Regions from separate parts of the Homo sapiens genome. Here regions 2 and 3 are each linked to region 1. A link is a contact called in ENCODE Hi-C or POLR2A ChIA-PET data. All regions are on one chromosome and are shown on one strand. The core of a region is the stretch at or near the end of the contact, and the rest is flanking DNA. Distances in the headings are between cores, read along the strand shown.

What was found. A loop is a pair of places that touch in the nucleus more often than their neighbours do. ChIA-PET counts read pairs that join two places held with the same protein, here RNA polymerase II (POLR2A). Pooled maps may share reads with other maps.
Region 2: a loop to region 1 is called in a pooled map, with 21 times the contacts of the local background. The contact joins the promoter of POLR2D here to the promoter of VMA22 in region 1. A Hi-C loop is called at or near these places in 6 of 50 pooled maps. POLR2A ChIA-PET finds 5 or more read pairs at or near these places in 2 of 52 experiments (A549 and CD4-positive, alpha-beta T cell).
Region 3: a loop to region 1 is called in a map of CD8-positive, alpha-beta T cell, with 8 times the contacts of the local background. The contact joins the promoter of WDR33 here to the promoter of VMA22 in region 1. A Hi-C loop is called at or near these places in 2 of 168 maps with a recorded cell type or tissue (CD8-positive, alpha-beta T cell and naive thymus-derived CD4-positive, alpha-beta T cell) and 7 of 50 pooled maps.

Annotation. Positions count from the first base shown.
Region 1 is chr2:130,340,120-130,343,764 of GRCh38, forward strand. It overlaps VMA22 (vacuolar ATPase assembly factor VMA22), which reads right to left and starts at 2,045. Exons shown (of 5, transcript NM_032357.4): 1 at 1,896-2,045; 2 at 1,722-1,825; 3 at 1,548-1,630; 4 at 789-920. The coding sequence starts at 2,006. It overlaps IMP4 (IMP U3 small nucleolar ribonucleoprotein 4), which reads left to right and starts at 2,778. Exons shown (of 9, transcript NM_033416.3): 1 at 2,778-2,816; 2 at 2,967-3,075. The coding sequence starts at 2,814. RefSeq lists enhancers at 1,961-2,510, 2,641-2,810.
Region 2 is chr2:127,856,795-127,859,999 of GRCh38, forward strand. It overlaps POLR2D (RNA polymerase II subunit D), which reads right to left and starts at 1,361. Exons shown (of 4, transcript NM_004805.4): 1 at 1,234-1,361. The coding sequence starts at 1,306. It also overlaps the pseudogene LOC107985803. RefSeq lists an enhancer at 796-965 and a silencer at 1,196-1,505.
Region 3 is chr2:127,809,886-127,813,194 of GRCh38, forward strand. WDR33 (WD repeat domain 33) reads right to left here and starts at 1,286. Exons shown (of 22, transcript NM_018383.5): 1 at 1,127-1,286. LOC124907885 (a long non-coding RNA gene) reads left to right here and starts at 1,366. Exons shown (of 2, transcript XR_007087230.1): 1 at 1,366-2,258; 2 at 2,627-3,309. RefSeq lists enhancers at 1-268, 351-1,291, 698-777, 858-937, 958-1,247 and 1 more.

The DNA.
Region 1 (3,645 bases), core at 795-3,294:
CCGCAGGCTCTCCTGGACTCCTTTCCTTCCCTTACTCCCATATCTTATCTGTCAGCAAATTCTGGGGCTTCTATTCTTAAAACCTGTGCAGGTTCCCACCACTTACCTCCTCCTCCAGTGACGCTATCTGCTTCTCACACTGGCTGCTCCCTGACACCTACTTCCTCCCTCTGCTCTGTGTCCCCGCCCAGCACCCAAGCATTCCTGTGACCCTGTACAGCCAGTTGCACCATCCTCTGCTCAGAGCCTCTCTGTGGGTCCCACAGTCTTCATCAGGGCTTACATCACCTGACTCCACTCTAGGCCACCGGCCTCGGCACATACCAGATATATCTGGCTTCAGGGCTTTTGTCCTGGCTGGTTCCTCCATCTAGAGCACTGTTCCCCAAAATCACCCACAAAGCTTTTCCTTCACCTCCTCAGAGAGACCTCCCCTGGCCCACTCCTGTCCCACTCCATTATGTGTTTTTCATAACAATTTTCACAGCCTGACTTATGTTAAGGGCCTACTTATTTGCACGTTGCCTTTGTCTGCTTCTAAACATTACATGAAAAGTGTTTGTCTCTTTTGTTCCCTGCTGTATCCCCAGCAGCTAGCATGAACCCGAATGCTGCCAACAACCAGTAAATGCTTTTGGAAAAAATAATGGGTGTACAACGGAAGTTTGGATGGAGGAAAACCTGCAAAGCCTTTCACAGACTAACCCCAGCCATGGCAGCAGTGCTCAAGTGTTCCCTGTGGATAGAGGGTCTGAGGGCCACAGAGCCAAACAACACGGTCCACTCACCATCCCGGAAGCTTGCTTGAGCCTGACGTAGACTGTGAGGAACTAGGATTCCAAACCAGTTCAGGGGGTCCTGAGGGGCCTCAGAGGACTCCGGTTCTGGGGTCTTAGTGGGGCCCTTGCGCCTCCGCAGACCTGAGGAAAGAAAGGTTGGAGGAGGCTGGGATCTTACTCCCTGACCTTTATCATCTTGGTGACAATGTTGAGCTTGATCTGAGCTCATGATTCTATAAAACACTGTTGGTTGGAAAATTCCAACTTTGGGGTTCCAGGAAACAGCTTACCACAAAACACAGCCTTTCCCCTTGTGATTCAGATGAGACTGTTTGTCCACTCTTTCCCGTGACTCCTGTAAGACCCACTGATGACCCTGTTTGCCTGTGACACTGATCTTACCCATTGTACCTGAACATGCCAACAGACCAGACATAGACGTTCCAACTCCCCATTCTTTGTCTCAGGATGATTAACTGGGATTAGAAGTTTGTCCCTCTGAAACTAGCTAGACACACAGATAAATATTTTCTGTTCAGCTGACTGAAATGTATGTGATTGTAAATCTATTCCCAGTGTAAAGCAACTCACCAACAATTTCTCTACTTCCTATAAAAGTCTAAGGCAAAACCACCCTACAAAAACATTCTGTTCTTCTGCTCTGGGATGCTCTCTCTTATCGCAAAAACCTAATTTAAATCATCTCCATAATTTGCATTTTGTCTTTGACACTGGGAAGGGGTTCTGCAGAAGGAAGAGGGGGCTCACCTGCTTCGCGAGGCCCCACCTCCTCTGGGGCGTGGACACCAGCTCTCACCACCTTGAACTTCTGGAGTCCCTCCTGGGCCTCGCTGAAGGACGAGAAGGGAGGATGGAGCTTTGGCAGCCCGGGCCTAGAACGCGCCCGCCCGCCCACCCAGCCCAGCATGGAAGCTTCCTCACCTGGCGTGGAGGCAGACCTGGGGCTCCATGTGGGAAGCATACTGCAGGGGCCCTACCGACTTGGCGCCCATCGCGTAGCGAGCCTTGGCGAGCGAGAGCCAGCCCTGCAGGGAGAGGAAAGCGGTGAGACTCAGTTTACGCCCGTGTACCCTCCTGCCCGCCCCAGGCGCCTACCTCCTCCACCCGGGCGTTCAACACCGTTCGTTTCCCCTCCAGCTCCTCCAGGTCCCCAAGCAGCTGCAGGACCAGCGAATCCAGCTCCGCTCGCAGGTCAAGCGCCGCCATGGACACACCTCCAGATCTGGAGCCACCTTCTTCCTTGTCACCCTCCGCAGTTTGGCAGGACAGCCAATAGGCACACGAGATCCTCCATCAAGGGGCGTTCCCATCTGGGGATCCCCACGCCGGCAGCACCAAGGCCTCTGGGTCAGCTTCTTTAAGGGCAAGCGCCCTTAGAGAAGCAGCACGGAAGCAACCAATCAACTGGTTTCTCCAATTAGCCCCCAAGTGGATCAGCCTGCTGAACTGTCGGCTAGGGTTATAGGTGGTTCTGAGTCCTTCCGGAAGCTGCCGAATCTTAGAAGTCGCGCCACTGTTGTGGCGATGGAAGAAGGCGAAGCTCTACAGAAACCATTTTGGTTGAGGGAAGAGTGGTTTTAAAGTTAATTTGGAAAGGAGCCGGCAAGCAACCTTCAGTCGGTGTGCGGTTTTTACAGTTGAACTGTTTCCAGCCGCTAATTATGATTGTTTTAGCGGTTCGTCATCTGAAAACTGCATTCTGCACGGCGGTGGTGGGGGGAGGACGAGGATGGAGAAGCCTGGGCGGACATATTTATTAGCTGCGGTCCTAAGTCACGTGTGACATTCTGTATCCAGTCTATCGGTTATCCCAAGGAGAACGCCCTGCCGGAATGGCCAATCGCCTTGAGATGTCCCCGCCCTATTCGCCATCTTAACATAGGGCATTCCCCACAGCTGCAGGCACCAGTGAAGCGTCTAAGGGACCATCTTGGTTGAGGGCGGAAGTGAGGACTGTGTCGCGCTGGAGGAGCCCACAGATTCTCCCGGACCCACGTGGAAGCGGCACTCAAGATGGTAGGAGAATGAGCTCCTGTTTCGGAGGTCCGGGGCGCGTGAAGTGCTGGGGATGTGGCTCTGGGGACTTGGAGGCTCAGCGGCTCCGGGGCTCCGGGGTTCCGGGGCTCGGGAGCGAGTAGTGAGTGACTGGGCCTGCTGTTCCCACAGCTGCGCCGCGAGGCCCGCCTGCGCCGCGAGTACCTGTACCGCAAGGCCCGGGAGGAGGCGCAGCGCTCAGCCCAGGAGAGGAAGGAGCGGCTGCGGCGCGCGCTGGAAGGTAAGGCATCGGCCCCGCGGGCGTCTGCGTGGTAAACCACCCCGGCACGCATTTGTGTTCGAATATCCGAGCGTCTTTCCAAATGCTTGCCGGCCGTTTTCCTTGCCCATTGGGTTCTCCTGTTGGTTTTGAGAGTGTTTCTTCCGTGTGATGGTATTAATTACTTGTCACTGACGTTGCAGTACCCGGGTTTTGCAGCTTGCCCGCTGTGTGCAGTGTGTCAAGTTCGTCCCAAGTTTTAAAGACTTTATCTTGTCCTGTAGAAATTCTCTTTAGAGCGGTGGCTCACTGCTGTAATCCCAGCACTTTGGGAGGCCGAGGCGGGCGGATCATGAGGTCAGGAGTTCGAGCCTGACCAACATGGTGAAATCTCGTCTCTACTAAACATACAAAAATTAGCCGGCCGTGGTGGCACGCGCCTGTAATCCCAGCTACTCAGGAGGCTGAGGCAGGAGAATCGCTTGAACCCGGGAGGCGGAGGTTGCAGTGAGCCGAGATCCTGCCACTGCACTCCAGCCTGGGCAAAAAAGCAAGACTCCGTCTCAAAAAAAAAAAAAAAAAGAAATTCTC
Region 2 (3,205 bases), core at 111-2,610, 2.5 Mb before region 1:
GGAGGCCGAGCTGGGTGGATCACCTGAGGTCACGAGTTCGAGAACAGGCTGGCCAACATGGTGAAACCCCAGCTCTACTGAAAATACAAAAATTAGCCGGGTGTGGTGGTGGGCACCTGTAATCCCAGCTACTCGGGAGGCTGAGGCAGGATAATCACTTGAGCCCAGGAGACGGAGGTTGCAGTGAGCCGAGTTCGTACCACTGCACCCCAGCCTGGGCAACAGAGTGAGACTCTGTCTCTAAATAAGTAAATGAATGAATGAATAAAAGAATAAGATAGGTCAGGTGCCGTGATTAACTTAAGCCCAGGAGTTTGAGACCAGCCTGGGCGACATAGTGAGACCCTGTCTTTACGAAAAAAATTTTTTTAATGGGCCAGGTATGGGGGCGTGCATCTGTGGTCTCAGCTACTTGGGAGGCTGAGGTGGGAGGATAGCTTGAGCGGTTGAGAGGTTGAGGTTGCAGTGGGCTCTGATCATGCCACTATACTCCAGCCTCAACAAGAGGGCGAGACCCTATCTCAATCAATAAATCAATAAATCAATAAAGTGTAAGACAGCTGTATACATTTTCAAGTTTTTGAGCTGAAGACCTCATCCCTAGGAATACCCTCCCCAACCACTTAAAGTGCGTGCGTGAGAAAACTCAAGGCTGCCAAAATAATTTGTTCCAGCCAACAGCTGAAGATAGGACTCTGTCTCTCTGCCTCTGTGGGAGGGTAGGGGCCTAACTTCGACAGGTGCGCCAGTCAACAAACCAAGCTGCGTTCACACGGACCAATCCTCCTCTTCCCGCTTTTTTACATTTCTCACTTCCCCGACTCCCCCGAGCTCCCGCTCACCACATCCTTATTCCCTAATTCTCCGTTAAAACGCCCAGAGGTTCTGTACTAATCGAAGTTGAGTTCGGTTCACGCTGGGCTCTTTTCCCTAGTGCAACAGTATATTACTGTTTAAAAATCTGTCCTTACCACCTGAGTGTCCGGCTTTGTTTATCTTTGACACAGGTCCCCGGAACTTCGCAGTTTATCACATAAAATAACCCAGTTGCCCAGGCGGTCCCTCCCAAGGCCATGGTCCCTCCCAAGGCCATGTTCCCTCCCCAGCCCCACGCCGCGCTGGGGCTTGCCCAAGCCGCCGCTGAGGCAGGGCCTTGGGCGAAGCGCGCATAACGCCAGGCCTGCGGCGACCACGCGAAGTGGCGCGGGGGAGTCTGGCAGCCCCGAGCCCAACCTTTAGGAAAGATGAGCTGTGAGGCGTCCTCCTCTACGTCGCCAGCCCGCGGATCGCTGCCACCCGCCGCCATCGCCGCGCCGCGCCGCGCGCCACCACCAGCGCCGCCGGAAGCAGAAGCGCGGAGCAACGGCCGCGGAAGGGGCGTGGTCTCGGGAGGGGCCCCGAGGGGTGGGCGGGGCCGGGAGTGCGAGCCGGACGGGGCGCAGCGAGGGGACCGGTTGGTGAGGTCCTGGAGGCTCCCCGCCACCGAGGGGCGCCCTGCACTCCCTCTCTTCTCCCATGCTCCTCGCCGCGCAGACGTCCTGGGGCAGGTCCCTACGCCTTTCTGGACGGAGGAGGTCAGATGAGATGCAGGAACGCCTGCTGATGGAGAGCAGGGCAGCCGGCTCCGAAAGTACCGGGTCCAATTTCCTTCACCGACTTAAACTTCTAAAATTTTATTGATTTGTGGTGGATTATCTGATACTTCTGAGTACGCGGACAATGATATTCAGAGGCTTTTACCACACGTCTGTTGGAACATTTGGGTGATGCGTAGAAAATTAAGCAAATGACGGCCGGGCGCAGTGGCTCACGCCTGTAATCCCAGCACTTTGGGAGGCCGAGGCGAGGGGATCACCTGAGGTCAGGAGTTTGAAACCAGCCTGGGCAACATAGTGAAACCCTATCTCTACTAAAAATACAAAAATTAGCCGGGCATGGTGGTGGGCGCTTGTGATCCCAGCTACTGGGGAGGCTGAGGCAGGAGAATCGCTTGAACCCGGGAGGCGGAAGTTGCAGGGAGCTGAGATCGCGCCACTGCACACCAGCCTGGACGACAGAGTAAGACTCCGTCTCAAAAAATATATTAAAAAAAAAAAAAAAGCAAATAAAAAATGATGCTGTTTTCGACACTGGAGAAAACAAAAGGTTGTACAATAAGGTAAATAATCATAGCTTATTAGTCAACAATATCTTAGCTCATTAGTCAACAATGTTTAGATGGTCATATTGTAAACTCTGTTGATTTAATAAAAAATGAATTGTGCCGGGCACGGTGGCTCACGCCTGTAATCCCAGCACTTTGGGAGGCCGAGGCTGGAGGATCGCTTTAGCTCCGGAGTTGAAGACCAGCCTAGACAACATAGTGAGACCTCGTCTCTAAAAAATACAAAAATTAGCCGGGCGTTGTGGCGCGTGCCTGTAGTCACAGGGATCGGGGAGGCCGAGGCGGGTGGATCGCTTGAGGGATGCAGTGAACTATGATTGCCTCACTGCACTCCAGCCTGGGCAACAGAGACCCTGCCAAAAAAAAAAAAAAGGCAAAGTCCAGGCGCGGGGGCTCACGCCTGTAATCCCAGTACTTTGGGAGGCCGGTGGGGGTGGGGGGGGCAGATCACCTGAGGTCAGGAGTTCGAAAGCAGCCTGGCCAACATGGTGAAATCACGTCTCTACAGAAAAAAAAAAAAAAAAAAAAAGCCGGGGCGTGGTGGCGGGCGCCTTTAATCCCAGCTACTCGGGAGGCTGAGGCGGAGGTTGCAGTGAGCCGAGATCGCGCCACTGCATTCCAGCCTGGGCGACAGCGACAGAGTGAGACTCTGTCTCAAATAATAATTTTTAAAAAGACTTAAAAAATTAAAAAGTAAAAATTTTAAAACTAAAGAAAAAGAAAACCTTTAGAAGGCAGTCCTGGGAATCCTGTCTGGCCTGTGCAGCCTGATCTCCTGCGAGGGCTCGTCCACAGCGTCTTGCTGTCTTGCAGTGCCGGCAATGTGGTCTCCCACCACCTGAGAAGTTCCCTCCTCCAGGGCATGCTCTTTGCTTCAGCACTGCTTCTCTAAGGAACCTGCCCAGACCTGAAGGGCTGGCCACGCCCCCTTTCACGTGCTCAGAGAAGCTGAAGGTTCCGGAGGGTTTGATGCTTGCCGGTGTTCCCTTGTACACCCAGCACTGAGTGACAGGCCAGATAACCACAGCTGCCCAGCCACTG
Region 3 (3,309 bases), core at 36-2,535, 2.5 Mb before region 1:
AGGAGACAAAAAAAGCAAAAGTATCTTACAGTAATAAAAAATGGGTAAAATGCAATTAAGGCGAGGAAATGAAAAATGCCACAAGAGGTACAACTAGCATAACTGTCACTAAAAGGTTTGAATTAAGTAGGTTTACCACTGCACCATATTCACAGGCTATATATACATACACACACACATATATACACATATATATGTATATATAGCATGCATTAGCTCTCCAGAGTGTACTAAAAAAGTAAAGTCTACGCTCCCCAGAGTTGTTCCTTTCAGTGCAGGCTTTTTGTTCATATTCTAATGTCTTCCAAAGTTCCTGAACAGTCAACTTAAGATCATGTGTGTAGAAACTACTTTAAAACATTCTTGACAGGCTTTCTACAAGTAGCCCGTATTTTTCTGATTTGATTTAAATAGATCCAATTACGGAATTCCCTACCGACCTGCCGCCGCCGCCTCCTCCTTACTCCGGAAGGGGCCACTAATCCCAAGGGTTACAACCAAGTACAAACATTCATTGTCATTTCTTTTAAGAAGGCATGCTAAGATCCTCACTACTTAGTTGCCAGAAGACAACTTAAAATCAGAAACAGGGATCTAGCACAAACCAAATAGAAATACAACTATTCCAAAAAAGCAGGGCTTTGCCTGTCAAGCTGTAGCCTCATCCTTATAATAAGCACCGATTTCAAGCCACGATAACATCACGGCTAAGTCTTCAGCTGTTTTGCAGATTTCACGTTAACTTCCCTTGACCCTTTCAACCAACTACTTCAACTCGGCCCACTTCTTTCCACTCCCGCCCCAAACCTCAGTTAAAATGCATTTCCCTCCAAACTTCACGTCTTAACTGTGGCCTGACTTACGTCTTCTCGTCGCCACCGCTCCCAGTCAGGGCCTTAGTTCTAACCATGGCCGCTTTTCCCGGTTGGCCTCCAGCCTCCAGCCCCCTCCCATAAGTCTCGAACCTGCCTCGAACAGCCGCCCCGAGGTCGATTCTCCCAGTTCCTCCAACCTGTGCCCAGGCGCCCGTCCAGGCCCCCAAAGCACGCAACGGCCGAGCCCGAAAATGGCGGAGAGTGCCGCTGCCTGCTGCAGGCGAGCAGTCCCGTGTCGCCGCCGCACTCACCGTCTGGCTTTGAGCAGAGCTCCTAAATGGCCAGCGAAGCGTTCGCCTTCAGAGCCAGAAATGTCTCTCTTGTTTGGTCTCCCCACCCCGATCCTCTCAATCCCGCTCCTCCAAAGGAGCAGCCGCCATCTTCCCCTATGGGCCACCGAACGCACGCTCTGGGGTCATCACGCACTGGCGGGACGGCGCTACGTCACGCGCGCCTGGACCGCGGGCCTCTGTGAGGTTCGATCTGCGCATGTGCCTAGGTGAGGTGCCGAGCCGCGAGACCCTGCAGAGCGCTTCCTTTGTTCCGGAGCGAGTAGGACGCGCTACCTCCTGGAGGAAAGAAGCGACTGCGTTTCGCAGTGCTGACTTTTTTTTACAGTGTGAGCTAACGTGTATGCTCTGAAAAACACCCCGTTTTCCAGTATGTGAATGAGTATATTTGTACGGGGCCAGTACGGCAGACATAGCGGGTCGTTGGACCGAGCCCACCGAGAGTGGATCTGTGGGAAGCCACTGTGGCACCTTGCTGAGTCTGTTCACCCGTGCAGCTAGCTGGTGGCAGCCCTGGCAGATCCCGGCACACAGTCAGGCTCCACGCCTTACCCGAGCCAGTTGTGCCTCTAGATTACGCCTCGCTTAAAGTCCAGCGACCAAGATAGAAAAACAGCCCCACGATGCAACCATTTTGGAAAACCGCTGCAGTTTCTGCCAAAGCTAAATGTACGCTTACCTTGTGACCCCAGAAATTTCACTTCAAGAGGAATGAGTGCATACGTCCACCAAAGGCATGTGCAAGAATGTCCATAGCACGTTTATTCGTAGTAGTAAAAAACTGGTAACCTAAATGTCCATCAGCAGTTGAGTGGCTAAATTGTGGTGTATCATACAGTGGATTTCTACAGAGAAATAGGAAGTTACGGATAAACGCAACAGCCTGAACGAATAGCAGCTACTGTTAACTTAGGCACAAAGAAGAGGACGCTGTATGATTCCATTTTGATGAGGTTCAAAATATAACTGCACAGCAAGTTGTTCTCCAGTATGAATCAGGAATCGTACCAGCCTGGGGAACATGGCGAGATCCCATCTTTGCGCGTCGGGGTGCGTTCCTGTGACCGCCTTCCTGTGATCGTTCCTGTGATGGGTACTTGGGAGACTGGGGTGGGAGGATCACTTGAGCCCAGGAGTTGGAGGGCGCAGTGAGCCAAGATCGTGCCAGTGCACTTAAGTCTTGGAAGCAGAGTAAGACCCTGTCTCAAAGAAGTCTTACTTTTGACTCCATAATCCCCTTCCAAAAATCTATTCTAAGGATAGCCTCAGAGATGTGAGTAAGATTTGTGTACTAATCTTTGAGGTATTAATGATAGCAAAAAAAAAAGGAAACAGTAGCAGACAGTGATTAAATAATGGCACATCCATACGTAGACTATCATGCAGACATTACACAGTATCTAAAGTTTTTATGATAACATCAGAAATGTTTATAAACTTCTATATTTTTTCTTTTTTTAGAGACAAGGTCTCTCACCCAGGGTGATCATAACTCACTGCAGCCTCAACCTCCCGGGCTCAAGTGATCCTCTCACCTCAGCCTCCCTAGTAGCTCAGACTAATGACCTGTACCAGGACACCCATACCCAGCTAATTTTAGTAGAGACTGTCAGGCCTCAGAGCCCAAGCTAAGCCATCATATCCCCAGTGACTTGCACGTATACATCCAGATGGCCTGAAGCAACTGAAGATCCACAAAAGTGAAAATAGCCTTAACTGATGACATTCCACCATTGTAATTTGTTTCTGCCCCACCCTAACTGATCAATGTACTTTGTAATTTCCCCGACCCTTAAGAAGGTTCTTTATAATTCTCCCACCCTTGAGAATGTACTTTGTGAGATCCACCCCCTGCCCACAAAACATTGCTCCAAACTCCAATGCCTATCCCAAAACCTGTAAGAACTAATGATAATCCCACCACCCTTTGCTGACTCTCTTTTCGGACTCAGCCCACCTGCACCCAGGTGAAATAAACAGCCTTGTTGCTCACACAAAGCCTGTTTGGTGGTCTCTTCACACGGACACGTGAGACAGAGACAAGATCTGATTATGTTGCCCAGGGCGGTCTCAAACTCCTGGGTTCAAGCAATCCTCCTGCCTCAGCCTCCCAAAGTGCTGGGATTACAGGCCATGCGCCACCA